Linked DNA regions of Mus musculus: all the other regions are linked to region 1. A link is a loop called in an ENCODE intact Hi-C map of the cell type or tissue named here. Cell type or tissue: left cerebral cortex. All regions are shown on one strand.

Region 1 (4,000 bases):
GTGTAGCCACATACATTTTAGGCTGTGGGGCTTTAAGCAACCAGGAAGGTTAGCACATCTAACTGAAGCTAGGATTAGGAGAAATGACATGTGCCCACAGGTACATGGCATACTACCTAGGATTAGATAGAGCTCTGCATATCTATCTATCTATCTATCTATCTATCTATCTATCTATCTATCTATCTATCTATCTATCTATCTATCTATCTATTTTGAGACAGGGTTTCTCTGTGGAGCCCTGGCTGTCCTGGAAATCACAGTAGACCAGGCTGGCCTCAAACTCAGAGATCCATCTGCCTCTGCTTCCCATGTGTCTCCGGAGTGCTGGGATTAAATGCACAAGTCACCACAACCTGGCTGAGCCTGGCATCTTTTGAGGCCAAGCCAAAGGCTTCTCCCTTGCCCTCAGACAGTTTAACCAGGAAGAGGAGTCAGGACTCGCTTAGGATCGGCTACCAGGGACTTGCATTTTGTGTTTCTGAGTCTCCACTGTGCCTCCCCTCCCCTCGAGAGCAAGGAGCTGAGTGTTTGTGGCTCCCTGGCACCAGAAGTAGGGTGTGCCCACTCAGCCTGGACTGGAGGGAGCTGAGGCGGCCAGTGCTTGCTCTACCATTCTCAGTGCCCGGAAGCCGGAGGGCAACAAGGACTGGCTGCCTTCCCAGAAAACACAGCTCACTGCCTGCCTGCTCTGCCCTTGAGCTCAGGCCCAGGGCGGTCCCGTGACAGGATCCCAGCTGGGGATGGTGGGCAGCGGACATTCCTCCTCCTGTGGCTTCCAAGAACCTCCCATCTAGGGTCTCCAGACCTCCAGGGCTGCTCCCCAGGACACACATTCCCAAGGCAGCATGTGGCTTCTTCATTCAGCCGGTTTCTGAACAGGACAAGGGTCACCTCCCCTCTTTGATGAGTGACTTACTCCAAAATGCCCTCTCTCCACCATGGGCAGGGATGAGGACAGGGGCTTGGAGACTTTCCAGGGGACAGCCTGAAGGCCTCTGTGGTTTCTTTGGACAGGGCTGGAGACAATCCCCACTCCCTATAGCCTGTGAACCAGGCTAAGCAGCTGGTGTATGGTAGAGTTATCTAGAGGCAACTTTTGGAACTCACTCTGCCCACAGTGAGCAGAAAGCCCCTGACTCCTGCTTTGGTGGTGTTAGGTGGGTTGTTGGAAGGGGAGGGGCTGGCTCTGAAGGGGCAGCAGTGATCAGTCAGCCAAAAAGCTTTTAATCAGGATATCCCCAGAGCACTCAGTTTCTAGTGATCAAGGTCAGAGGGCAAAGAGAGATCCAGGTCTGTTCTCAAGATGGTATGACGTCTGTGTGTGACCAGGTGGAAAAGCATGGGCCATGGGTATGAGACAGGTCTTGCTTGTGGTTAATTTTGAGAGTAGCACACTGATGCAAAGAAAACAGTTGCAGTTCGGCCTGAGACCGACTCAGTGTTCTCATCTGTAAAATGGGTCCTAAAAGTGTTCCACACTCAAATGGCACTGGATATGAATGGGCCTTTGGCACTGTGAGGTGGGGTGAGACTTGCTGGTGTGGCCATCTATCAGGCCTGGGAAGGAGCCCAGAGAAGGGCAGCAAGCCGGGGTCGCGCATCCTTCCTTTTCCACTAGGAGGAGCACTCGGCACTTGTTAAGATGCGTGTGCGTGGCAGGTCAGGAGGGCGGGAGGAGCGCCAGGTCCCCTCTGCGGGCTCCTGCCCTCCCCTCGAAGCTGGACCTTGTGTCTCCAGGGCCTGCTCTCCCTCCCGGGTGCTGGCAGGCTTTCAGAGGCCGGAGGAGGAGGAGGTTTGGCTGCCAGGAAGGGTGGGGCTGCCAGACACTGCAGAGCCACACTGTGACCCAGCCGTCCCGGAAACGCTCCCAACCTCGGCCCTCTGCGCGCACATCCGGCCGGGAGGGGTGCGGGCCAGGCTGTCAGGGGGACAGAGAGTGCGCGTGGGATGCCTCCGAGGTCAGGCTGCTAACGATCACCCAAACGAGAAAGAACAAGCTTTTTTTCTTCTTCTTTTTCTCTTTTAAAAATCTTATTCTGGGGCGAGAGGCTTTGTGTGTGACAGGCTTGGTGTTACAGAAGCAAGCCCTTAGCAGTGCGTTTCACTCCAGAGGCTTCCCCAGGCTCGCGCGTAAGTGTATATTTATTAATTAGAGAATGGTCATCCTGTGCCAAATTAGTTACCTACAGGAGCCCGTTTACAACTTGCTGCTTATTTTGTCCGTTTTATACACGAGAATGCAGAGGTGGCAAGGGTCACATGACCAAAGTCTCAGTTGTTGGATCTTGGATACAAACCTCGTATTTTTTTTTTTTTTTTAAAGCAGGACCTCAGGTTACTCATCTCTGCAAACTGCCAGCACCTGGTAGAGGACTCAGAACAAATGCGCAAAGCTGGAGCCCATGGGCACTTGGGCGTGTCTCTTTACCACTGTGGACAGATGAAATGACATAGAACAAGTGACAGCTTTAGCAATGGTTGTGCTATGGGGCCATGTGAACCTGGAGCTGAGGGTCTAGCTTTCTTCTTTTGATGCAGATTTTTCCTTTTTCCACAGACTATGTCAGGGCGAGGCTGTTTGGCATCCCAGGCAGACCCTCACTCTGGTGAGGCAGGAGATGTTTTGCGTGGGGCTGGAGGAGGCAGGGCTAAGAGTCCCTTCTGTGTCCCAGAAACTCCAGGCCTGGGGGAGGGGATGAGTGGAAAGACACCTGCTTCCTTCTATGATGTCACTGTGGGAGGCCCCTTCTCACCAAGTCCTGATGGAGGAGGTGACGTGGATATGGAAGCTCGGCCTGCCCAGAGCCCTGAGTCATAGGATCTGGCCCATGAACTTGAGAAGCATGGGCTCTTGTGTCATGGCTTCAGAGGCTGCCAGGGCTGGCTCAGCCTTCTGAAGCTAGGTGTGAGAAGGGATGGGGTACAGGCAGGCCTGAGAGTGGGTGTCCTAACTCCCAACATGGCACCTCACCTACAAGCCACCAATGTAGCTCATCTTTCTCTCCCATGCTCCACCCGGGGCCTTGCATTTGTCTTTTTGTTAAGCCAGACCTGCTCCTTCCTCCCGCCATTTTGACTGTTTCTGGGCTGAGGTTTAACATGTCACGCTGATTCAGAGCCAGAAAGAGTCCGCGTTGAAAACATAACCCATCCGAAACCTCAGGAGATAGGGAATAGTCATGCGGGTGTGGAAGGTGATAGGGACACGTGGGGACAGCAGCCTGAGACTGACAAGACAGGAAGCTGCTGTCATTCCAGGCTACCGGCCAGAGAGGACGCGGCAGTGGAGGGTGGGCTGGTAGGGCCTGGATCTGAGGCTGAACAGGTCACAGACCTGTTAACATAGCTTCCCTCCAATGTCTCGCCAGAACTGAACAGCACGTCTGCCTTTGAAGGTTGGCCGGAGTTGTTAATCACTAATAGTGCAAATGTCACCTCTGTCCTGAATGAGGAGGGAAGGGACAGACTATTTTAGGAAGATGACTTGCTTCCTGCACATTTTTTTTTTCCAGAAGATAGAGTAGTGTCTGGTGCTTAACGGAACACCAGATGTTTTGATAGGCCATCACAGCGAGATCTGCGGAGGCTGTGAGACAGGCTGATTGACGTGCATACGTGGATGACGCTGGACTCAATCTGACTTAAGAATCAGCTCAGATGCAGTGGTTATCCTCGCGCTTCGGGCTCTGTGTCCTTGTTCAAATGGGGACTCTCATTTTCGGGCTTCTATAGAAATGAATGACAAAGGGAACGTATAGAGAACTTGCTTGTCCCGGTAAACAAGTGCCACCCAGGAGAGCTGTCCGTCCTCGCTGCTCGACCATGGTTATCATCCAGACACGCTCTGGGGTGGGCACCTGGAATCCTCACCACAGAAACAACAAACGTATTCAAGAGCTGGCTTGCCCACTGCCTCCCTCCCTCAAAGGAGTAGTTTACTCTTCAAAGTCTGCAAGCCCCTCCTCTGTCCTTTTTTTTTTTTTTTTTTTTTTTTTTT
Region 2 (4,000 bases), 120 kb after region 1:
ATTTGCAGGTAAATGGATGGAACTAGAAAAGATCATCCTGAATGACTTGAGTGACCCACAGACCAACATTAGGTGGAGGAGTTCAGGGAGTCCTGTGAATGAGTCAGGGTAAGTCTGAGGGAACGGCTGGAATCAAGGACATCACAAGAAGACCTACAGAGTCGACTAACCCGAGCCCCATGGGGGCTCACAGAGACTGAGCCACCAGCCAAAGAACATGCATGGGTTGGACGTACATATCTGTAAGACATGTAGCAGATGTGCATCTTGGTCTTCATGTGGGCCTCCAAACAATTGGAGTGGGGAGTTTCTCTGACTCTCTTGCCTGCCTTAGAATCCCTTTCCTATAGCTGGGGCTGCCTTATCTGGCCTCAGTGAGAGAGGATGCCCCTAGCCCTGCTGGGACTTGATAGGTTGGTACCCCTGGGAGGCCTCCCCTTCTATGAGGAGGAGGGAGGAGTGTGAGGGTGGGACTGGGAGGAGAGGAGGAGGGCTGAGATGGGGTGTGAAATGAATAAATTAATGACAAAAAACAAAATAACAACAAAACCACAGCACAAACAGATGGATGATTTGATGTGCTCAAGCATTTAGGGAACGAGACCCAGACCATGTGCTTCCAACCTGATTGCTATGTTGCAGTAAAACAAGAACAGAGGCAGGGATGTAAGGCCAGCTTTGCCCTTTCTGAACTCTGACAGAGCTTGTATTTTGAATAGTTAAATACAAAAAACGATAGTAAAACATTAGTTTTTTTTTTTAAAGAGTAAAACTACAACTTCTCCATCTACATTTTAACTGTCTCTGTTCTCTTTGACAACCAAATCCTAAGTATTTTTATTTTTATTTATTTTTGGTTTTTCGAGACAGGGTTTCTCTGTATAGCCCTGGCTGTCCTGGAACTCACTCTGTAGACCAGGCTGCCCTCGAACTCAGAAATCCGCCTGCCTCTGTCTCCCAAGTACTGGGATTAAAGGCATGTGCCACCACTGCCCGCCTTCAAATCCTAACTTATTTCTGTTGTTTTCAGACAGTGTCAGGTAGCCCAGGCTAGCCTAACTAACACAAAATTGACCTTGTTCCTTCACTTCCTACTAGTTCTCCACCTCCCAAGCGCCTGGGGGGATTGCCACCACACCTTGCTCCTGACTTTTTTTTTTTATTTTTAAAGGTAAACCGTTCTATTAGAGAAATGAGGACAGCCGGCTATCCCTGTGGTCCAGGCAGGCGGCTTTGGTCTCCAGTTCCAGTCGAACCTGTGCCAGAAAACAGCAGGACACTAGGGGACACCTAGAGCCTGTTTGTCCTTTGTGTTGACTTTTTCTCCTCCCTGCTTGAAGGGAAAAACTTCCCTGGTTTCTTCCTCAGCAGGAACTCATCCGTCTGGGCGCCCTCTGTTTAAACTTAAGTCCTGGCACCTAATACATCACGCGTGGGATTAGTCACAAGCTGGGCTGTCTCGGTGGCTAAACAGGACTGCATTGCCACCAAAGTTGTCATTTTAGCGCCAGCTGCAGGCTGCCGGGAGCTTAGTAGGTGCTCAAGGTGCTTAGAAACGAGGCTCCCCTCTCTTAGGGTCCCCAGCATCCTTGTCCGGTGCAAGGCATTTGGGGTGGGGGATGTCCGAGGTGGTCCCTGCCTGCCTTCTCCTGTCCCGCTGGCCTGACTCCTGGCAGGGCCCTGCAGGCCTCCGGTGCCCCGACCCTGGCCCCCGCCCAGCTCCGCGGCTTCTAAACGCTGCCCCGAGCTACCGGGAGAACTGGAAAAACACTGGCAGGCCGCCCCACCCCCAGCGGGTCGGGCGGCCGAGACTCTGCGGCTGGGGCCTGCTGCCTGGGCGGCGCTGGCCCGGGGCGGGGAAGCGGGGGCGGCGGCCTGCCTGTCAGCGGGAGCGGGCGCGGGCTCGTGTGTCAGCGGCTCCCGCCCCTCGCCGCCCCCGCCGCCGCCCGCCGGGCCTCCCGCCGCCGCCGCCCGCCCTCCCCGCGGCCTGGCAGGCTGCCGGCTGCACAGGCGGGGGTTCGCGCCGTTCTCACGACCTCTCAGGTTGCCTGAGCTCATCTGGGAGCTATTCATTTCCTGCCAGAAAGCAGCCGGGCCTGCTGGGCGAGCCACCTTGGCCGCAGGGCCGCCGGGGCCGGCCCGGTGTGGCTGCCCTGGGCCGCTCCCGCCCGGCCGCGGTCCCCGAGGCCTCCCAGGAACCCCGAGCCACCCCGGCGGGCGCGCGGCGGGGGCAGCTCGCCCGCCCATCTGGTTGCACTTAGAAGCCCGGAGGAAGTGAGCGGCGGGTTGTTACCGGCCAAAGGGTGTGGGGAAAGTTAATTGACTTTAATGACAGGTTCCCCGTGACGATGTGGGGGTCTGGTTAAACCTCTGGGTCCCCACTGCAGAAGCGCGTGGGAGGGGTCAGGATGAGACCCCGAGGAAGGGGCGAGCCTCAGTTGCTCACCCAGAATCAGGCCCTCACCTCTATCTACCTCTGTAGATTGCTGCCAGAACCTCCGGAGAGCAGAGAGGCTCCAAGGACCTTCAAGGAGAGGCCCTCGAGGTCTCTGGCCTCAAGGACAGAGTTTGGAGCTGTGTCTTATCACAGGAGAGATCTACTCATCCGGATCTGGTTAGAGGGGCAAGGCAGCTGGGTGTGCCCTGAGGTGGTATAATTAGGCCAGGCCCAGAGGATCTGTAGGGATGCCAGAATAAACTGGAATGCTTCATCTCCCCAACCCCCAGCTACTGATTTAAGAAACAGCAGGGATACAGGAGGCAGCAGTGTCTAAGAAATAAATCTATAGCGTTTATGAACTTGGACCTATCCTAGAGAAGGGAAATGACTTATCCAAGGTGGTGCCTGCCATAAGTTCAGTGGTATAGAACAATGTAAAAGCTCCCAACGGGGATATAGGCTTTCTTCTACTCCATATTATACTTGAACAGGCTTCATTTAATAATGTAAATCCAAATTACGGGGGGGGGCACTCCTTTTCAAAAAGAACAAATGGTTTCTTTTCCTCTCACTTCTTCCTGAAGCTGCTGCGTGACACTTTTGGTGACATTAATAAAGATGCATGAAGAAATTAATTTCCCTTGTAGCCCCCTCCTCCATAGATGTAAAAGGAATTACTTTTATAAAATTGAGTTCCTGATGTCTTGATTATTTCTACTACAGAAGCTAGGAATTCTTGGTGGAAACAGAGGACTTTAATATCTAAATTTGGGATGTGTCTTAATGGAGTAATTGTTACTATGTTTATGTATAAACAAAAAGGAAAACCAGGAAAAAATGGAATGACAAAGTATGCGTTGAATACCTTTCTTGGGCAGAAAATAAGGCAAATAGGAGCCAATTAAACAAAACAAAACAAAACAATCTTTTAAACCTCTCTCTCCGGGGGTCGAAGCTGAAGGTCCTGGAAAGAACCGGCTGCTGTCTGCTAGATCATTCCTGTGATAGAGCCGCACTCGGCGCTGGCCTGTGGGAAAGGCTACAGCCAGGCGGGGGAGAGGTAAGGCTTTTGAAACAAGACAGAAAATCGTTGGCTTTATCTTTGTTAGGAAAGCTTCAAAGATTGATCTCTCCCGCCTCATCCTTCTCCTCCCAGAAGCCGCCGCTGTAAGGGAAAGGGGGTAGGGGGTTGAGAGGCGGGCGGGAGGAGCGGGGGCTGGGCGGAGGACTGGCCGGCTGTGGGGGAGGAAGGGCGCGCCGGCCAGACCCACAGCGCGGCTGATGTGTCTGGTCTCGCAGGGCTCGTGGTTTTCATTTCCCCAACACCTGGATGCAGTCAAACACCTGGCCAAATCTGAGAAAATCTGACAAGCCTTTGTGATGGGATTTGGAAGAAATTCCCTGCAGATCCTGGCACAGTTTAAAGCTGTCCGCTTTGAGTTAGGACTTGTTAAGGAGGGTTGTGTGAGCTGAAACCCGAGACAACCCTTTTGCTTCTATCTGGAGCCCACATCTTGCCTGGAAATGGGGCATGACCATGCGAAGGGGTCGCTTGCTGTT
Region 3 (4,000 bases), 370 kb after region 1:
TGCCTCCTACTCCAAAGCCAGTGCTCTTAGCTACAATCTTTCTGGGCAGAATTATCTCACAGGTGAATCAATTCATTGAGTTTGGCGCAGTCCTTGCAGACTGAGTCATTCTAAATCAGACTGCCCGAACCTGTTCCTCTCCCGGAAACTGATCCCTTAACTGCCAAAGTCAAGGCCAAGACTCTGGAAAACTCTGGTAACCTGACAGTGCATTTGCTGTGCCCTTTCCCAATTAGAGAGTTGTTCTTCTCTAGGGCAGAAGAACCACAAGAAGCAGGGTTTAATTACCGGACATATCTTGCTTTGCTCAGCCCAGGAGGGGCATGGTTAGAAACTCAGAGAGGCAGGCACACTGCTCGGAATGCCAGCTCCTGTATTCAGTAACCACATGACCTCGCATGGGCATGTTTCCTTGTGGATTGCATCGTAACCCTCACCTGTGAGTGTAAATGTGGGTCAGAACAATCTCACAGTGTTGCTGTGGGGATTACAGGAAGATGCATGTCAAATGTCAAGCACTTTGCTCCTCTTCCAGCAAGCCCTCTATGCAGTTGCTAGCCTTTCCCCTTATTGTGAATAGTGTCCAGGCAGGGGCACAGCTGATCGAGTGGGTTGGAATCGAGGCACGACTGCTCAGCCACTGGCTTTGGGTGTAGATTGTCCCCCTGGATTCCTCATCTTTAAACTCTGAATAACTTAGTAAGCTTTGAGGGTGACAGCCATCCTTAAGTCAAAGCTGTCTTCTGTTGGGAAATTAACCAACACCAGAGGCAGGGGATGCCTGGCCTCAGATGGATGGCATCTGCACCGTCTGACTCCCAATGGTACATCCTGAGCGTGGGCTCCAGTGTGTGCTGTACCAGCTTGTCTGCACAGTAGCCTGCTGTTTAACTTGGAGCATTGGAGGGCAATCAGCACAAGAATTGCAGAAAGAGAGACTTCAGAGCCTAGTCTGTGCACATTGTGAGTCCATTCTGTAGGAATCTTAGTGGGTGGTGGCAGGTCATTGTCTTCCCCATGGGAAGGAGGTTTATAGATGGTTTGTATATGTGTGTGTGTGCTCGTGCGTGCACGCGCTCCTGAATGTGGCAAAGCACTGTCTTTTCACAGGTAGAAAACCTCAGATCATTTGGCACCCTAGTTTCTCAGTAACTGAAAGCGGGCTCTGGGAGTGAGTGGGTGGGATGTGGTGCTGAGATGCTGAGGCCTTCAAGGTCCCCAAAGAGTACCTGGGTCTGTAGGCTTTTATTAAGTTTCTGTCACATGGCCCATGACCAGTCAGTTACCAACACTGTGTCCTAGAGGACCCAGACTTCCCAATCACCTTTGTCTGGAACAATCCCTTCCTGGGGCCAAGTAGATTAAACATTCATGGCCAACAAAAGCTTACGCTTACCTCCCTCTCATGCCTGTAATTGTGACCTGTCCTAATGCTTGGAGCCCTGGCTGCTGCTCCTCTGATTTCTTTTATGGGTCCTAGTGAGTACCCTGGGGTGTTACCTATCTGTGCTTGCAGGTTTCCACTAACCTAACCTTTCTTGTCAGTCAGGCCGAGGGGTGTTCCCTGAACCACCCAAAGGCCACACAGTAAAAATACACCAAGCCAGGAAGAGTATGTCCCTCTGAGCTTACATTTCTTTTGCTTGAAAACTGGAGACACTGGACGAGCTCCTAATAGTTCAATCTGTACAAATGACTTATTCCGTCCAACCCTCCATCCACTATGGAACATAGTTTTAGCACCTCTCAATCTCAATTCGGAACGGCACAGGAAAAGTAAGTCTCTCACACCATGGTAAGAAGACAACCCGGCAAAACAAAGTCAAGGTGGGTCTGTGGGAGGGGGCAAGATGACTAGCTTCTCTGAGCCTGCGCACAGGGTGATCTGGGCGCAGGCGTTGCAGACTTGTGGGTCACAAAAGTCGCTCCCTCCTCTTGTAGAGCCTCCTCCTGTCTCCCCAGCATTACTCGGCGCCCTGAAATGCCTGCCTCCCCGCAGCGGGTGCCGGTTGTCCTCCAGAGGGCGGCACAAAGGTCTCCTTGTGGGTCTGCAGCCCGGGGAGGGCGGGGGAGCGCCGAGCCTCCTGGTGACTCACGCCCTTGCCATTTCCTTTGTGCGCCCCGCTCCAGCGCGTGGCTGCGGGCGGGGGCGCGGCTTTGGCGCTGGCGGTGCGGGCGCCCCGGGAAGCCGCCGCGCGCTTTCATGTGGGCAGGGGGCTCCCGGCACGCGAGGCCGGCCCACGCGCACAGCCTCCCGGAGGCCCGCGGCATCTGGATCGGCTGCGGTGGCGACATGCTCGCAGCCTGGCTTCTTCAGGGCTCAAAGCAGAGCACCCGCCCTTGGGGAGGCATGTGGTCCCCAGCAGGCGCTGCTCCGCGGCTGGTCTCCTCCGAGGGCGCGTCCTTGTGGAAAAGTGAAAATTAACCACGGCAGGGAAGGGCTCGCACGGCTTGCTGCGCGATCTGGGGGATCTCTAGTCCCAGCTCTAGAGTCCCATCAGCAGCTGCCAAAAAGGCTGTGCAGGGGACATGTCTGCAAGCCATCTGCATCCAGCAACTTGCCAAGGTGATGATGCCTGGATACCAGGCAGAGCAGTGGATCCAGTGAGCGATGGCCTGCCTGGGAGCCGGGAGATAGTCTTCCCCAGCATCTGTTAACAGTGGGCTCCCAAGTCCCCCTCTTTCCGGTGCCTGCCCTGGTTTCATCTCTGCCCATGCGCAGTTTCCTTTGCCACAGAGACACTCTAAGCAACTTGTACATCACCGCAGCATTTTCACAAGCTGTTCTCAGCAAGGAAAGCCCATCCCATCCTCCTGAAGGACACCTGGCCTTCAGCCGGAAGCTGCTCCTTAGAGTCTGGTTGAATGCTACTTTTGTGCACTCCTCTGAGAAAGAATATTTACAGAGCCTTGCGGCAGCCTGGATAGTTATCCAGGGTCGTGCTATGACTCTTCCTTTATACAAAGGCAAGCGGTAGGCTGAAATAGCACATGAGTGAGTGAGCAAGAGAGTGAGCAAGCAAGAGACTGGTTAAATGAAAGACTTGGGAAAGGCCATTTCACTGACTACTGACTAGCCCTGGGTGGTGTTCGATAAACCCTATTGGAATCCCAAGGAACCAGAGTAACTCTTTGGTTGTGCAAAGAGTTTGTCTGGGCTCCCAGGTGCAGGCTGCAGTGCACTTGGGAGATGCTTGCTCTCAGCGAGGAAGGACCCACCAAGACCAAAGGAAACACCGTTGGTATCAAGATCTAGGGCCAAAGCCAGCGTGCGGATCTATCAAGATTCTAGAGGAATATGGAAACAAAACCAAGCACGATATAACAAGGCTCATTCTGCCTTCCCCTTGTGCCAGCTCAGTTCTGATAACACATAGTGGGTACAGAGAGCATCGCTCCTCCCCACTCCTGTGCCCAATTGCCACCAGTGTTTAAAGTTTGCAGAGCCTTCCCAAGTGTGCTCACTGGGGATGATTGCATGGGTGTGGAACTCTTCTTCCCAGATTTTAAGATGGTCATCAAGCTGAGCATGGTGGCTCAAGTCTTTATTCCCAACACGCGAGAGGCAGAGGCGGGAAGATCTATGAGGTCCATGACAGCCTGGTCTACAGAGCAAGTTTCAGGACTACATATGGAAACCGTGTCTTGAAAACAAAAACAAAACTAGCCAAGTAACCAAAAACATAAAGAACATAAGGTTTCCATAGTTCAATGAATCCTGAGATTTTTAGTGAATATTAGGCAATACAAAGCGACATGACACGTGGTTCTTGCCACCAGGAGCACTCAAACTTGACCAAGGAAGAAGTATGTGATCAACATGATAGAAACATCATGGAAGCCGGGGCCAAGATAAAGGTGAGGTCTGTTCTCTGTGAGGTCAGAGAAGACCACAAAGAAGCTTGTAGAAGGGACCTTGAGGGGTGGACAAGAGTCCTCTGAAGACAGAGTGACTGTGAGGAAAGCTCTGAGAGACAGGTGCTGTGACAAGGGAAGTGTG
Region 4 (4,000 bases), 460 kb after region 1:
TTGTAATAAACACATAATAAATACAATTTAGTTACAAATGTAATAAAAAACAGAATACTATAATGTAATGTCTGGGTCAGTGGTTCCGAGGCGCTGGAGAATATTAGCTGTGACATGAGGGGATCATCTCAAAAGCAGGTCAGCAACACAGCTGGTGGTTCTGATTCTTTGATCTCAGCCTGGTCATCTCCTGCTACCCAAAGCCCTCCCAGGAGCCAAGGGTGGTACAGATCTAGGGGTCACAACTTTGTGTTACCTCTTCAAGTACAAGCTGAAGTGCACAGGTGCCTGCTGGCATGGGATGCTCCTCAGGCAAAGCAATCGAAAACGCTGATAGATTCCAGTCTTGGACCAACCAGAGGGTATCACAGAACCTGTCACGATGGGCTTGTCAGAAAGCACTGAAGGCATCAAATGTGTTCCTGTGGAGTCCTGAAGAGCCTGAAGAGCCAGAGACCAGCTATGGAACACAGAAGGCACAGTAGGAAAGCCCAAGTAGAATGTGTGTGTGTGCCCTACGTGTTAAAGACATAAGTCTCCTTACCACCCATGATTGCGGTGGGGTGGGGGCGTCTAGCACTCAGCAAACACTGCAGAACTTCCCAAGCTTCTCCTATGCACATTTCCTGTCACAGCAAGTATATTGGTTCAAGGTGGTCCCGTGGATGAAAACAAACGCGAGCCCCAGTGAAGAAACCATCTCAGGGATTGACCCCTTTAGGGACAGATCCCTACCCCTCTCTCCTCTGGCCACCAGAGGTGGTGCCTCCTGGGGGTCTCAAAGCTCACCAGGGTTCAAAGCACTCAGACAGGTGTCAGACATCCTCCCTCTTGGCCCTTCCAGCCCTCACTGCTCTCTGTCCCTGTCTCCCTTGCAGGCAGACTGCAGCTCAATTAGGAAGGCATTCCCAGACCTCTCTGGGACTGGCACGGCCACATTGTTTGCATTCCCTGCCTATGGCTGCAGCTCCCGAGCCAGGAGGCATGCAGATGCAGTCTGTCTGCATCAGACTCTTATCTATTTCTGAGAAAGGACAGGTCTTTTAAGTCACACTTCCAGACCCGCGACGACAATCAGGATGATCAGTAAAGTGTCTTCTGGGCATGACAGTCCTTCATGGGACTCTTTGGGTGGTATTCTAGGCCCATGGGGACTCCATGTTAACTGATTTCTAGTCCATGCTCACTCAGGAGGTAGCCACTGACAAGCAGGGATGGGGTGGATGTGGGTGGTGAAATGCGCTTTTGCACTGGGACAGTGGAAGATGTCAGAAGGGCTCGGTGTGCAACAGAGGGGCTGGATGACACTAAGAAAGTCCCCATGGGTTTTAGACAATGGTTATGGTAAAGAAAAAACAGTCTTTGTTGGCTGGTGTGAAGGTCTCTTTAATACCACACGGGGGGTGGGGAGGGGGCACAGTCGTAGGTGGTTTGGTGTGGGATGATGGGATGACATGATGTCGGGAATTTGCCATAAAACATTCCAGAGAAGGCTGAGGGGTAGACTGATTACCATAATTACTGAGCTGGTGAGCCCGTAAGTGGGTTGTTATATCATTCTTTATACTCTTGTATCTGCTTAGAATTTTTCAGGATAAAAAGTTATTTCTAAAAAAGGATCTGAACGACTAATAATTCACAAATCATAAAATCCGGGATGGTGCTGAGCAGCAGCCGAGGTTGCCATGGGTTAACATTTTTGTCAGATGAGTGATAGGGACAGGCAGGATTTGGGAGCTCTTGGCTTTGTTTGTTTGTCTTCATACCAGCGAAAGCATTCCCCCCCCACACAGGGTGTGATCCACCCTCGCCTCAGACACCCCTCAATGTGGGGCTTTCTGGCTGCCAGAGTTGAAGCTGTCCTGGCCCTGACCAGACCCACCCTGAGGCTCAGCCCAACCCCACCCCCACCACTGCCCCTTTTCCTCCCATCCAGTCCAGTTCTCCAAGCCGTCTGGAGAAAATTATCCAAACCCCACGTAGAAAATTTAAGACCTTGGCAGTCGTCCCATAGATGACTCCCAAATTATGCCATTCCAAAGGTGGGGGGGGGGGGGGAAGGCCAGAAGTTCAGAACCTAGGTGCCCATTGTGTTGTCTGAGAGCTGTGAGCGCCACCTGCTGGCAGAGACTGGCAGAAAGGGACGCCAAAGATGGCCAGGAATTCATCCAAAACAGGGCTAAGTCTGTCAGATCTCTCATACTAGAGAGGATTCACTGATTAGCAGAAAGAGAACTGAGATAGAGGGTGTGTGCATGTGCATGTGCATGTTCATGTGGGTGTGCGTGAGCACTGGGACTTGTGTGTCTGTAGATTTATACATGAGGACTGACCACATGCTGAGCTGTGTGTGCTGGGACGTGCATTGGGATGATGTGGCTTCGCTCCAGAGTGAAGACAGTAAATAAGAAAATCCAGCTGAGCTGTATCCCTCCAAAGGAAGTTTCCGGATATCCACTCATCATTAATATCCAGCCCAGGCATGAGATATATGGATCTCAGTAATTGGAGTTTTCACGAGGGGAAAGTAAGGCCGGCAACATACTCAAAGCCCATCCTGAAAACAACAGGTTCCCTGAGGAGTTAGGGCACCTGGGGATAAAGATCTTGTGAGTTGATGAGTTCATCTTTTCTGTTTTGCAGAGAAGGAACCAAAAGTTTAATTAAAAAAAGAAAAAATACAAGAGGAAATATGTCTACATCCTTGTTAAGAGTTTTTTTCCACCATGAGTTCTGGTAACCAGTCTCCTCCACCAGTACAACCCAGCACATGCACCAGGAGGCTACTGGGGCTTCTGCCCTGTCCTGCCCTGCCCTGCCCTGCCCTGCCCAGCCCAGCCCAGCCCAGCCCAGCCCAGCCCAGCCCAGCCCTGCCCCATCTTTACCTCACCTTTTCTATTTTTCTCTCCCAAAAAGCATTTCCTGCGTCATAAATCTTGAGAAACTTATTGGTTTCCTGAGGCATCCCTTAGTCCAAAGATGTGGCTTCACAGCCCAGACCAGGAACCACCCTGAGGCTAGGGCTCTACTGTGGGAGCAAAGTCTCTCCTAGAAGGTGGTGGGAGGACACTAGCCCTCCACCTGTCTCTGAGGGCTCACAGGCACTGAAAACTTTCCCAGGCTTCCTGCAAACATTGCCAAAACCCCCAGCTTGGATGCCGGCCGAGGGTGACTACCCAGGGGGGGTGCAGCACAAAGTGGAGAGAGGACTCAAGTGGGGCTCCATCTCAGAAGCAACGCAGGGATCAGAATCTCCCTACTGCTTCTGTCCATTTCTTCTCTCTGAAATGACAGGCTTCTTTTGTCTTCTCCCTCTCAGGTGGAGCAGCAAGCCAGTCTTCCTTCTGCAAGCTCATCCCAGAAACTCACCAGAACAACTCTCTGGGGCTTTAAGCTCCTTGTGACTGCATCGACTGCTTTCTCACATGCGCGCTAAGCTATGCCTTGTCCTTGTCTCTAACCACACCAGCCCCATGCCTGAGTGGATGCCAATCCAACTGTCACTTCCTGCTTCCTAACCTCAAATGTTGATTCCTCTACCTGTGTGCTCCAATAGTTACTTTTGTTGTAGAGGCCTTCCTCAAATGGCACCTTTTCCCGGAAGTGTCTAGAAATAGTCCCGTTCTAAACTCAACAGAATCCCCTCTGGGTCTCCTGGGGTTTATTTGGCTTATGCCTTTTCTGAGCTTTGCGGGCTGCTGCAGTTTGCACCTGTTTGTGCCCATTGATGGTTCCCCTCTCTAGGGTTCTGAGCGCCAGAGGGCAAGTGTAGCACCTACAACATCCTGCCCTTCTTCACCTCCCACCCATGCACTCAGAGACCCAGCGTAGTTTCCAGTGGAGAGGAATTTCTTAGGGAACATGGGTACGAGTGAAGTCCCAAATGACTTGTGAGTTCTACTGTATAATCCAGTATTTTGGTTTCTGCAGTCTTGACTGTCCTTCCCAAAGGCCAGTGAACCCAAATGAACAACATACCATTGAGAGACAAACGTTTCAC
Region 5 (4,000 bases), 450 kb after region 1:
TGGTCACCTAACCAACCCTCGCTCTCTCTCCCCTGTTGTCACTCCACACTGAATTGTCCTTTCACCCATCTCTGCATGGCAGAGACCAATTCAGAGATCCAGTGTCACTGCCTCCAGCAACCCTTCCTTGCTCACTGTCAGCAGAAGTGAGTTCCTCTGCCCTGACCTCAAGACATCTCTCCTTCCCTTGTAGGACTTGGTCTCTATATTAGAGTTAGTTAGAGGCACACACCAGCCCTTAAGTTTGAATTCCTCGTGATGAAGTCTTATGTCCCTCTCCTCCTTCACCCTCTCCTCGATGCCCTACACAATACTCAACATTAGTTAAGTCTTTGGAGTCGAGTGAGCAGATAAATCAATTTTTCCCTTCCCAACACGAAAACCACCAGCCAGTTGGCTCAATGAATCCTCACCCTTCCCTCCCCCGCCCTGAGTGCCGGTCTGGTGATTCCAGCTGCATCTGGAACACAGACAGAGACCTAAGAGATGTCATGAAATACGGATCACTGGAAAACGGAAAGCAGCGAGGAAAACTCAATCAGTAACATGTCACGGAATGCAGGATCGGGAGCCAGGGTTGGTGGCACATCTGTGACCCCAGCATTGGGAGTGTGAGATGGGAAGGAAGATTCAGTCTGGGACACACAGTGAAGACCCTGTTTCAAAAGGAAAACACCCCTAAACCCATGGGTTGGTGATTAGTCACCACTTCATCCCCAAACCCAGGACATATTTGTAAAGGCTGTTTGGGTTGGTCGGCTTGTCTGTTAAACCTCGTGGTAATCAAACGCTGGTTTAGTTCTTAGGAATTGTTTTGTTCCTACTCAGAGATGATATTTACGCCAATATCCAGTGTTAGAGGAGGGGCTGGGAGGGGCTGTGTTCTGGTGATGACAGCACCCCAGGCTGAGGAACAGAGATGGGCCCTACAGTTCGGGGAATGTAGACACGACAGAAGGACATTCCCTCTAGCCTTGGCTAAGTCCCTATGAGAAGCTGCACCCCCCACCCCCAGGGTGAGAGGAAGTAGACATAACTTCCCCAGCTGTCTTCCCCATACCTTTAAGCCCTTTCTCAGTGCCTTCCACAAAAGGTTCTGTGGGTCTACTTACACAGTAGCACATTGTTGGCCAAAGCAAGGTTTCAAGTGACAAGGGAGAAACTGGAAGCTGGGGAAACAGGGCTCCCGTTGGCCCCAGGCCCCAGGGCCCTTGCTTCCAATGCTGGGGTTTAAAGTGGGTTTAGAGGAAACGGACAACTTCTGAGTCGGAGTTTCACGTTACCATTTCCTCTTTGTGGCTTCATCGAGACCACGGGTAGATATATATGACTCCGTATTAGCTAAACTGACCTCCAACCCCTATAAGCCTACCCCTGAGAACTCAGGGGAGAGAGTGGGGGAATAGCCATCTGCAGGGGGTAGAAGAGAGCCTGGGATGTCTTGCCCTAGATCCTCAGCGTCCCTGCCACCCACCGTCCAAGGCAAACACAGCAGCCATCCCCGGAAGCAAGCAATTAGATGCTCCCCGGGGAGGCCTGTAAATTCCTAACTTCTCCCTTCAGGAGGTTAAAAGTAATAGGGTTGCTGGGATTATTTATGTTTCTCTGTCTGGATGAATGTGTATTGGGAGGTGTGTGTGTGTGTGTGTGTGTGTGTGTGTGTGTGGGTGTGTGTGTGTGTGTGTGTGTGTGTGTGTTGTGCATGCGCGTGATCCATCCTCCCATCTCCTGTCTTACACAACTAGCTGCTATTTACACACCAGATGATCCCTGCAGGAAAAGGCAAGTCCCCAGCCGCTGTGGAATTTTAAGAGAGCTTCCTGGAATGCCCTTGTGGGATGTCTGGTTCTAATTGCCTCCGTCAGCGGAGCTGGCAAGCTGGCAGGCGCAATGAGAGGTGAAATTGAACAGATTCCAGTTCACATCAGACCCCCAGCCCTGCCAGAGTCCCCCAGGGCCCGGAAAAGAAAACAAATGTGGCCCAGGCAGTGGAGGGCCTGGGGAGGGGGGTGCGGGGGGGGGGTGTAGAACGCTAGACTGGGAGTTGGAGCAGGAAGATTACTGTCCCAGAGCAGCGGCTTCTGACTGGCTTCACTTTGTGCTAATCACTTAGTCTTGTGGGCCTCCTGTGTTCAGCTGCCAAATGAGTGGTCTCCCAGGCCTCTTCCTAGTCTAAGATGGGGGTCGGGAGGAAAGCGTCCAGCTGTCCCTGTGGTGGGTTGAAGGGTCAGTGGTTTTGTCTTCGGACTTTTGAATCAGATTTTTTTTTTTAACATTTTAGATCTTTAAGCATGATGGGAGGTGAGAGGCTTCAATCCACCTACTAGAACCTAGTGCTGTTCCAAGCTAGCCCTTGTCCCTCTCCCACAGCTCCTCTAGGGATGACTGAAGGTCTTGAGGTCTTAACACAAATCTCTGCCAGAAAGGAGACAAAATCCACAGTTCCTTAGTGCCCCCTATGGGTCCAAAGATGGAGACACTTGAAAGAGGCTGCCCAAGAAGCCACTCTCCTCCCCCCTTGTTCCCCCAGCCTCCAGGGCATCTCTGGCTCCTAGCTCAGAGCCAGAAGGCTCAAACTGATCCCTAATTTAAGGTGAATTTTTCTTTCTTTTAAGACTGTTGTTTTAAGGCACAGACTAAATTAATTTAGTCAGTTCCCCCAACAGGCTATAGATTGAGTGCTTCCCAAGGGGTCCATGGTATGTGTAAAGCGACACGGTTTATCAAATACAGACGCTTGCTGTTTATCATCTTGCCCTTGCTAAGCCTAGCATCAGCTTGACCCCCTAGCCCACAGCTGACACATGTGTGTCTTCAGGCATCAGGGGCTCACTTTTGAGTATGTGTAGGGAAGTCGGCTTGGCCTAGACCAACCAAATCCTAGTCACCGAGACTTTTGCCAAATTGGGGCATAATTGGCAAAGATGTCTAAGAAGACATTTGTAGAGAGGCTGCAGTCCACAGGATCGCCAAGCATCCTAGAGCACGCCTTTCTCTTGGCTCTATTGCTTCACGGACTACGATGACCATGTAAGCCCCTGCCTTCTCAGTGCTTTCCAGAAAGAACGTGCCAAAATGCAAGGGTCACCATGGTGCTCCATCCAATAAGTCAGCCCCCTTACAGACCACCTGGGACTTCTGCTTGGATCTCATTGACCACTCTAGCCGCAAGAATGGCTGGAAATGTAGTCCTGTCTCCTCTCCTAATGACCTGAGTTCTTTTCCTAAGAAACAGGAGCAGATATAAGGGCAGTATCAAGAAAACTGTTGTGCCTGCTATTATGTGTCTGGAGAGGAGTGAGGGGGTACGCCACAGTCCTTTTCTTGGGGGTCACTGGCTTCCCTCTGCAGGAAGAGAGAAAGCTGTTGTGTGCAGTTCATCTGATCCAAGAGAACTCCTAAGCTTCTCACACAGGACTAGACTGCCAAGTTGGTGGGGAGAGATGGCATCTGTGGGATGATCTCTTCCAAGGCTAATGGCAGGCAGGTGATTCTGAGCCTGGCCTCTGGGCCTTTTCCTAAGGAAAACCATCCCAGGTCACTCAGGAGGTTTGCACTCAGATCTCAGCATACCTGTCTAGTGTTCACCACCTGGTCTGGGACCAAAGAGCAGCCTCCTTTCAAAGATTCTAATGGCTTTGTTCTAGTACCAACAGCGCTCAGAGGACATGAGGGGAAAGACTCTCACCCTACATTTGGATATATCCTCACTTCCCCACTCCCAACAAAGTCTGTTGCTATCTCTTCATTCGTTCTGCTGGGAGCCTGGGCCAGCCTGGCTCACAAAGCAAACATTTAAGTCTAAATATGGTATTTAAACTGTGGAATGCTGAGATTGGCATGGCTCAGTGAGTCCCCTGATGACTGGCCTCTGGCTCTCTGCTCCTGAGTGTCCCTGGCCCTTCAGATTTGGAGAGGAAACTCATCTCTAATTTGGTCCCTGGTTTTGAGCCAGTTGATGCTAAACTCCTGGTCCTGGGCACTTGGTGCTCCTCTGACT
Region 6 (4,000 bases), 120 kb after region 1:
CGAGGTCCCACTGTTGCTGGTGTAGACCGGGATGACCGGGCCGCTGTGAGCGAAGGCCCCGTTGGGGATGAGAAAGGCAAATTGGCCGTCAGGAGCCGGCACCACTTGGAAGCCGCCAAAAACCTTGGCAGCCTCTCCAGCCTGGCTGCCCAACTTGCAGGGTGCGCTGCCGGGAGGGGGCGCCGCGCCCCCGGGGATGGGCACAAGCGGCGGCGGCGGCGGCGCGAATGGCGCGTGCTGGGGACCGGCAGGTCCTGACGGGGGCGGCGGCGGCGGCGCCTGCAAGGCGGGGTGCGCCTGCCCGGGGTAGGTCATGGCGTTGATCTGGGTCATGCAGTTGGCCAGGTGGCCCAGCAGCCGAGTGCGCACCTCGGTGTTAACGCCCTCACACGTGGACAGGAAGCGGGTCACCTCGTTCATGCACTCGCTGAAGCCGGCGCGGTATTTCCCCAACACGCTCGGGTCTGTGCTGAGCGCGGCTGCAGGCCAGAAGGAGAAAAGATGGGTCACCGAAAAGCCCTGGCCCCGGAGCCATACAGCCTCCCGCCCTGGGAGGTCCCCGCAGCGCGCCTCCGGAACCACCTGGGGTTGGGAGGGTTGGGTAGGCTAAGAACAGCCAGCTCCTTCTCCCTAGGTTGGGGACATAAGCCAGGACACTCCCTCCATCTAAACCGATCTCAGCTCCAGATCTGCCACCCCTAGTCCCGCGCGCGACCTGACCTTGGACAATGCCACCCAAGGCGCCTTCCAAACCCCACTTCCCCTCCTGCGGCAGGGGTTGGACCGGTGCTAAACCACTGACCCCTACCTTCTATCCAGCCCCAAACTTCCTCAGTCTTACGTCCTTTCGCCCTCACCGGCTTCTACCACAGCCAAGCTGCCCACCACCCTTCTCGGCTACAGCCTCTCCCTCCATTTCCGGAGCAGTAACAACTTGGGAGCTGTGGCTATAAATAAGACCCAGACCGTGGGAACGCGGAGTGAGCCAAGGCAGTAAAATGTAGCTGAATGCCTCTCACAACCGCGGGCGGAAGTCTGGAAGAAATCACCGCGGGCCGAGAGGGACACCCGCAGAGAGGGGACGCACGCGCGGTCCTTACCGGTCATCTGCGCCCGCTGCAGGTTCCGGAGGTGCTTCACAGTCATTTCCAGAATGTCTGCCTTCTCTAGCTTGGAATGCCGGGAGCTCTGCGCAGAAAAAACAAGGGATGAAAGTCAGTCCTCCTTGTCAGCTGCCTCCGAGTTCTGAAGGTCCCCGCCCGCATGTCCCACATCCCAGGGCCCGGCGGCCTCTCTCCCGCCAGTGGGAACGTAGTGCTGGCGGGGTAAGATCCACATGCAGCAGGCTAAGAGCTTAGTTCTTTGTGCCTGGGAAATGCCATTCCATTCGTAATTAAAAATAAAAAAAAGCATTGCTCACTTACATCTTTCTTAAGTGCATCCAAAATCAGTGTTTTCAGTTGGCTTAGACTTTCATTTATTCTTGCCCTTCGCCTCTTCTCCATGATAGGCTTTGATGACTGCAAAGGGGGAGAAAAGAGGTCCTGAGTTCCCACGGGATCTGCCATTTCACCCCGAGGTTTTAAGAGAAAAGTAAAAGGAGTCCCGCTGTGCACAACCCACTTAATTTCTAGACGCAGGTACTGTCTTACCTTTCTGTGCTCAGAGGCCGTCTTTGGTTTGTCCGGTGTCGTGTTGACACTGGCTGGGGTAGCAGCCACCGGGGAGGAGGAATTTTTCTCCATTATATCAGCTGGCATTTTCGTTTTTTTTTTTTTTTTCTTCTCAGTCCCCAGAGAATTTTATTTTTGGAATCCTTCACGCAAAAAAAAAATAATTTTTTTTTGCTTACGTCCTTTTACTTGACTTTCATAAGAAAAACTACTGAGCAGTTGAAGGTTTATTATGTCTTAGGGCTACTTAGTGATCGGTAGCACTATTCCAGGACCAAGGAGAGAGGTAGACAGGGGATTCCGCTGTTATCAGCACCAGCTCCAGATCCTGTGTGATCCGCAGGCCCTGGCGGCCTCTATATATATCTGGGACTGCACGCGAACGGCTCGTGTGAAACTTCCCAAACTTTCTTTCCCACAGTAACTTTCAGCCAATGGGAGGAAGAGACACGCGGCACCGCTCGTGGACTGCGCCCCCCCATTGGCCGCTAGGCACAAGGTCTGGCGGCCAATGGCGCGCGCCTGAGCCCGGGGCACCGGAGGCTACAACGTCAATCAAAAGGATTTTAACCCTTTGCTAACTCTTTCCTCTGGGCTTTGCTTAGTTTTAGTCTAGTCTATTTCTTTTGTGGCCAGGCCTTTGGTTTTTATTGTTCTTGCTGCATGCAATATAACTACTTTGTATAATAAGTTCATTTGAAAAATATTTTGAACAGATATAGGCCAAGACAAAATTTAGTGATTGAAAAAAGGAGGGAACAAGGTAAAGAGGATGTGTTACTCTAATGTCTTCCGGAATTCCCGCTCGAACTCTGTATGTTTAGGGGAGTCAAAACTGCTCATGAGGTTGGGGAGATACTAAACCCCACACGCTAAACATGCCCTTACCGTCCCCCCAAATGCCTTCACAGCCAGGGTTTTCGGAGCAAGGTGTCTTTTGGATGCTTGTCTCCCTCTAGCCCATTCATTCCTCTCTTGGAATTGCAACCTTGGACCTCACGCTTCTCCAGAAAACAATCAGAATAATTTCCTACTGGGCAGAAAGGAAATGGAATTTCAAACGAAAAAAAAAATGAACAAGGGGGGCTTTGATAGCAATGCGACAGGAGGGGCGCGCTCGTTCCTCCGCCACTCTCTCTACCTTTCTCCCCGCAGGCTCCCAGTTGGCAATACGGATAGACGGCGGGCAAGGGAGTCGGGGCTCTCCCCTCCTCACCCCGCGGGCGGCCAAGGCGGCCTCGGCGCCCCGCGCGCGAGCCCTTTAAGAGCTCCACCAGCCGAGCTGCAGTTTGACATCAGCCGGCCGGCGAGGGCGCGCCTGGAGTCGGAGCACGTGCCAGGATGTTTTATTGCCGCCGCGGCTGCGGCCGGGGCCCAGAGGATGTGTGTGTGTGCGTGCGTGTGTGAGTGTGTGTGCGCGCGCCCCGGGGGCAGGGAGGCGGGGGCCGGCGGCGGCCGGCCGGGAGGGAGCGGGGGCCGCCTCTGGTCCCCGGGAGAAGCCAAGAAGGTAAATAGCAGCTGCTGTGCTCGAGCCTGGGAAAACCCCGCCCCCTGCGCCTGGCCAGGGCTCATTGGCGCGCGCTGCGTGTGGGGTGTGTGCGTGCGTCCGTGTGTCCGGGGCCCCCTCCTCCGGCCCGGGCGAGCCAGGAATCCGCGGGGGCGGCGGCCCGAAAGCTGAGCCCCCGCGCTGGCCTCCCTTCCCCCGCCCCGGCCAAGGTCAATCCTTCCGGGCAGGGAGCGCACGCCCAAGGGTGGCGATCGGGGAATTCGTGGGCCCCCTTCCCCGTCCCCACCCCCCATCGCCACCCCCCACCCCCAGCCCGCCGGGACTCCGGGCTTGGGGATCTGAGCGTGGCCGAAACCACCCGGGTGACTGCGGCGGGGGAGGGGTCCGGGCGCCCGCCGCGGTCACGAGATGCCTGACCGCACTTAGGAAGCGGCCGGGTCAGCCTCCTGCCTCCGCTCGGCGGCTTGCGGTTCCAGCGGCTTCGCTGCCGCCCGCCCCTTCCCCGGGTCCCTCGCTGCGTCCAGGAGGCTGCCGGCGGACGGCTGGGAAGAGACGGGCGGCTGCGTGCTGCCGGCTGGCCGGGGCTGCGCGCCGGGAGTCGCCGCCGCCGCCGGGTGCCACGTGGCGGGCGCCGGGCCGGGAGCGCCAGGGCTCTGGCGGCGGCCTCCCTGGGGGATTTGCCGCGCGGCGCGGGCGGTGCGCACTGCCCGGGCGGCTGCCTGCCTCCCTCCTGCCTGCCCTGGCCTCCACCCGGGTGCCCCAGACCCCTCAGTTTTCCCGCCGCCGTGAACTCGGGGCAGCTCGGGATCCCAGCGCGTTG
Region 7 (4,000 bases), 180 kb after region 1:
AAATATATCTCCAAAAGCTCCCTGTGTGAATGAGCTCTGTTTCTCGAGGCCCAGACTTAAAGGCAAGAGGACTGAGAAGTGATCTGCACTAGACCCAGGATGGAATGCCACTCAGGGACGAAAAGGAATGACCTCCTGAGACAATGTGCAGCAATGTGGCCACATCTTGAAACCATCAAGCTGTGTGGAATGAGGCAAACTGGAGCAGAGTAGGCTGTGTGGTAGCACTTCTATACCATTGCAGATGGGTGAAAACTGACCAATCATGGTGGCAATGAGACCAAGAGCCCTGAGGCAGGACCCCTACCTGGTCCATTCATCCTTTATCACACTAGGATAGAATTAACTCCTTAGGAGACTTTCTAATTGCTTGATTGAGAGCCCCAACTGGAGATCATGGGACTTCAGAGTAACCTTCCTCTTCCTCTGCTTCTCTCAGTGTCCACTGGCGCCATCAGCGTCTGCTGTGTCTCCTCTGGAGCCGTGCTTCATGCTGGCTGAATGACCTAGCATATACCCCGTTGACTGTGGATCTCCAGAGGGGACATCTCGGTTGGTCCTTTGACACACTAGCATAACTGAGCACTTAACTGACTGAGTCACAGGGCAGGGGTGGTTTATTTCCCCAACCAAGAAGAGTTCGAAAAGTCCTACCAGGGTCTACAGAATCTGAGCTGTGGAAGATGCAAATGGCGATTGGGCAGGTCCGGGGGCGGGGGGGGGGGGGGGGCTCACAAGTGAGTGCTATGGGGTAGTGAGAGCAAAGGCTGTGTGTGTGGGATAACCTGAACTACATCTAGACACCGAGGTGACATTTACAGGTCCCAAACTTCTGGCAGATGGTTTCACCTAAGTCTCTTTAATGATAAACCAGGTGCTGGGTGTGGTGGCACGCTCCTGTAAGTTTCAGGGTCAACCTAGGCTACATTAGTAAGACCCTGACTCAAAAAAAAAAAAAAAAAAAAAGCGCGAACTTTGAACCTTGGTCTGTGGGACCTTCAAGTCTGATGAAAGCTGCGGGCTTGTGTGGTCTCAGAATAGGTAGATGCAGATCGGGGTGGGGATGCACGCAGCAACAGCTGCAGAAGTCATGTAGAGTTCACACACGCCCAAGGGAAGCCAAGGTTGGAGTGCTCAGCCTTCCCATGGGGACAACACCCACCACAGTCACAGTCCCCCGCCTTTTTTAAAGTGTGTGGTTATGTGGGTGTGCATTTGTCCGCGCAGGCTTCCAGCTGTTTGCTTCTATCTGTACAACGACTGCCAGAAGGAACTGCGACCTAGACTTTTGATCCAGTCAATAAACACACGGGAGCTGGGCCTGGCCACAGTGGTCAGACTCAGAAGCGAGACTCTAGATGAAGGGACAGTAACGATAAAAGCCTTCCCCTCACCCCTCCAGTCTTTCTGGCAGTTCGTGTCTGAATCTAAAAGCCAGAAGTGGCACCGTCTCTAACGAGCAACTTCTCTGGTTTTCTGCTTTGTAACTAGGAGCATCACCAGGAGTTTGAAGCCACAATGAATTCAGACTAGTTTGGATTACAGATACCCCCTCCCCCCCCCCCCCCCCGGTCTAAAAAAAGCAAAGAACGCACAAGGAACACAGGGTGTGTAGGTATCCGCCGTGGTGATGTATCCCCCACCCCTCTGTCCCCCCTCAATGGACAAGCATCGGAGCCTCTGCTGCTGTACGCCTAGGTAGCCAAGGGTTAACCGGCGTCCCCCTCCCCCCTCCGCCCCCGCCGGGCTGGGCAAGGCGGGAAGGCGGCGCGCCGGGTGCCAAAGTCGGAACCTGCTCTCGGCAGCTCCCCGCGCTGCCTTGACTCACCGCCAGGCCTGGCGCGGCCGCCGGCTGTGGAATGTGTGAGCGCCATGTGTCACCGCCCCAGACTGTGGGAAAACGCTGCTCCGCTCACCTCCCAGCAGCTGGCCCGCGCCCGCCCGCCCGGGAGCCGGGAAACAGGAGCCGCCCGCCTGGGAGGCCGCCCGGGGCCACTTCCGAGCGCGCGCCGCCTCTCCGCCCACACGCCGGTCCCTGCCGGCGACCCGGGGCTGCGGCGCCACCCGCAGCGAGTGGCCCAGCACGCCCTTCTTTTGCCCCCGCTGGCCTTATGCATCCTCCTGCTCCACCAGGCCGGCCTTAGACACAGAGAGCCCCTGTTCTGAGAGCTCCTGGGCGGTGACCTCTTTCCGGGAAAGGGCCAGAGAACTGAGGGCTATGCAGGGGACTGACCTCATGGGGTTGTGTGACAGCTCCAGTCTGGACCTTGCCAGCCCTGAACAGGAGGTTCCACTCTGCCTGACCCTTCCCCCGGAGAGCTAGGCAAGAGCCCTGCACCTCAACGCGGGGGCAGCCTCCCCTCTAGTCATTGGATGAGAGTCACATGGGTCCAGAAGTCAGCCAGGGACAAGGTTTCCAATGCCTAGCCATGCAGGGAGATGTAGGCAAAGTCACATTCTGGGTGGCAGCCATGCAAGACTGGAGACAGCGCAGTGCACCTTGTTCCGAGCCTGGCTCTCCACTCCGTGGCCAAGTGTCTCTTCAGCCAAGGCTCCTTGTGGTGTCGCTGCCTTCCAGGGCAGTTGGGACGAAATCAGATGGGGGTGGGGGCAAACCTCGGGGTCCAGGGATCCAGGGTCTTCACCTAGCATCAGCCTCTGCTGCTTTCTGAGGGGTCGAGGTGTGTGTGTGTGTGTGTGTGTGTATGCCACCCCCGTAGGAGGCTCGGGACCTGGGTGGGGTCTCTGCTGTACCCAGCTCTCCTCCAGCATGATCTGTTTCTGTTTTTTCTCCCTGCCTGTTCTTCACAGTGGGCGATGAGGTCTCACTTCTGTGGTTCTTCCCAGGCTAACCTAATCCAGTTCAACAGCTGCCTCTCCTGAAGTCCCCATGCACTTGATTTCTGTCCCCGCTCTGTACCGGTCATGGCCTGCCTAACTAGTCTTTCTCTCTCCTGCAACTTCTTATTCAAAGACGGGCTACCCTTCTATGTACCCCCCCCCCCCCATGAACAACACTGAATTCTGCATGTGACAGCCACTCTGCAGATTGAGTGCACCCCCACATGAACACTTGTCAATACCATTTATCACAGGTTCAGAACCTCATTGCCCAGACATGTGACCTCGGTCAGGCTAATCTTGCCATCTCAAATCTCTCCCCTCACCTGCAGAACATAAATCTGAGTAGGGTGTGGTGCCACAGGCCTATGATCCCAGCACGTAGGAAGCAAGAAGATCACAAGTTTGAGGCCAGCCTCTGCTTTCTATTGGGGAATCTAATGAAGAAGAGAGGGAGGAGGAAGAAGAAAAGAAAAAAAGGGGGAAAAGAATGCATTCGGTGGTATTTGGTGCGCTATAAGCTTTGAATAATGAAACTCCAGTTAACGACAGGATGCATCATGGCAGTGGTTCTCAAAAGAGTATGTCATCTAGTGACACCTTACCCATCTTACTTTGTATAAGTGCACTCTATGAAGTTCCCATAATGATAAGGTCAGTGAGAGATCCCTGTCATTAATCCATATACAATTGCTAAAATACCATAGACTGGCGGCAGACATTGACTGACGCCCAGTTCTGGATGTTGAAGTCAAAGAATAAGGCACAGGTGACTCAATTCCCCTGAAGTCCCTCTTCCTTGGCTTATAGGCAGTTTGTAGATAGTCTTCGCTTTTTGTGGATTCTTCTTTTTCCCATCCTTTATTCCTCCACCCCCTTTTCACTACCTATCACTAGATAAGAAGGAAAGGATAAAGGGGAGACAGAGATCCTTGAATCTAATTCTTTCCTTTTGTTTCTTCTCTGAGTATGAGAAAACTGCATCCAAAACCCCACCCACCCTGCCTATTGTGGCTCTAGCATTTACATACCCTCTGAAAAGTTCCCAGAATTCCAGAGGTCACACAACTGCAGAAATTGTCTGCAGCTGGCAAAACTGTGCCTCTGTTAGGGCACGAGGAAATCACGTCAGCTGCTGCAGACAATCTGAAGCAGCCCC

What was found. Hi-C counts contacts between places; a loop is a spot of excess contacts. Peaks named below come from ENCODE experiments on the same cell type or tissue, not always from the same donor. Only the 100,000 strongest peaks of a DNase experiment are listed, where the experiment ranks them.
Region 2: it touches region 1 in a loop (6-fold over the local background); 24 of 42 quality-filtered maps call a loop at or near these places.
Region 3: a loop joins it to region 1, with 2.5 times the contacts of the local background. A loop is called at or near these places in 11 of 42 quality-filtered maps.
Region 4: a loop joins it to region 1, with 7 times the contacts of the local background. A loop is called at or near these places in 22 of 42 quality-filtered maps.
Region 5: it touches region 1 in a loop (5-fold over the local background); 22 of 42 quality-filtered maps call a loop at or near these places.
Region 6: it touches region 1 in a loop (8-fold over the local background); 23 of 42 quality-filtered maps call a loop at or near these places.
Region 7: a loop joins it to region 1, with 6 times the contacts of the local background. A loop is called at or near these places in 11 of 42 quality-filtered maps.

Annotation. Positions count from the first base shown.
Region 1 is chr16:30,185,921-30,189,920 of GRCm38, reverse strand. The region is part of intron 2 of Gm26562 (a long non-coding RNA gene); the gene reads left to right. Among named protein-coding and RNA genes, the nearest start is that of 1700025H01Rik, 4.7 kb to the left of the region's middle. In left cerebral cortex, a CTCF peak has its summit at 1,606; DNase peaks (open chromatin) are centred at 648, 1,721 and 2,809; H3K4me3 peaks cover 824 bases; H3K27ac peaks cover 750 bases.
Region 2 is chr16:30,068,387-30,072,386 of GRCm38, reverse strand. It overlaps Gm32998 (a long non-coding RNA gene), which reads left to right and starts at 1,949. Exons shown (of 3, transcript XR_876001.2): 1 at 1,949-2,274; 2 at 2,457-3,500; 3 at 3,740-4,000. In left cerebral cortex, a CTCF peak has its summit at 1,509; DNase peaks (open chromatin) are centred at 2,478, 2,664, 3,514, 3,852 and 2 more places; H3K4me3 peaks cover 1,953 bases; H3K27ac peaks cover 2,328 bases.
Region 3 is chr16:29,812,260-29,816,259 of GRCm38, reverse strand. Gm46567 (predicted gene, 46567) reads right to left here and starts at 2,710. Exons shown (of 1, transcript NR_164311.1): 1 at 1,227-2,710. In left cerebral cortex, a CTCF peak has its summit at 2,020 (motif pointing right); DNase peaks (open chromatin) are centred at 903, 1,083, 2,116, 2,709 and 1 more place; H3K4me3 peaks cover 1,244 bases; H3K27ac peaks cover 3,267 bases.
Region 4 is chr16:29,727,170-29,731,169 of GRCm38, reverse strand. No RefSeq gene overlaps it. Among named protein-coding and RNA genes, the nearest start is that of Gm46567, 84 kb to the left of the region's middle. In left cerebral cortex, a CTCF peak has its summit at 2,147 (motif pointing left); a DNase peak (open chromatin) is centred at 2,133.
Region 5 is chr16:29,732,948-29,736,947 of GRCm38, reverse strand. No RefSeq gene overlaps it. Among named protein-coding and RNA genes, the nearest start is that of Gm46567, 79 kb to the left of the region's middle. In left cerebral cortex, a CTCF peak has its summit at 2,452; DNase peaks (open chromatin) are centred at 1,531, 1,748 and 2,444.
Region 6 is chr16:30,063,351-30,067,350 of GRCm38, reverse strand. Hes1 (hes family bHLH transcription factor 1) reads right to left here and starts at 1,994. Exons shown (of 4, transcript NM_008235.2): 1 at 1,653-1,994; 2 at 1,425-1,520; 3 at 1,101-1,188; 4 at 1-479. The coding sequence starts at 1,760. In left cerebral cortex, CTCF peaks have their summits at 166 (motif pointing right) and 2,056; DNase peaks (open chromatin) are centred at 2,510, 3,034, 3,184, 3,760 and 3 more places; H3K4me3 peaks cover 4,000 bases; H3K27ac peaks cover 3,911 bases.
Region 7 is chr16:30,006,964-30,010,963 of GRCm38, reverse strand. It overlaps 4632428C04Rik (RIKEN cDNA 4632428C04 gene), which reads right to left and starts at 2,297. Exons shown (of 3, transcript NR_033631.1): 1 at 2,234-2,297. In left cerebral cortex, a CTCF peak has its summit at 1,841; DNase peaks (open chromatin) are centred at 1,501, 1,844, 2,359 and 3,968; H3K4me3 peaks cover 1,257 bases; H3K27ac peaks cover 1,447 bases.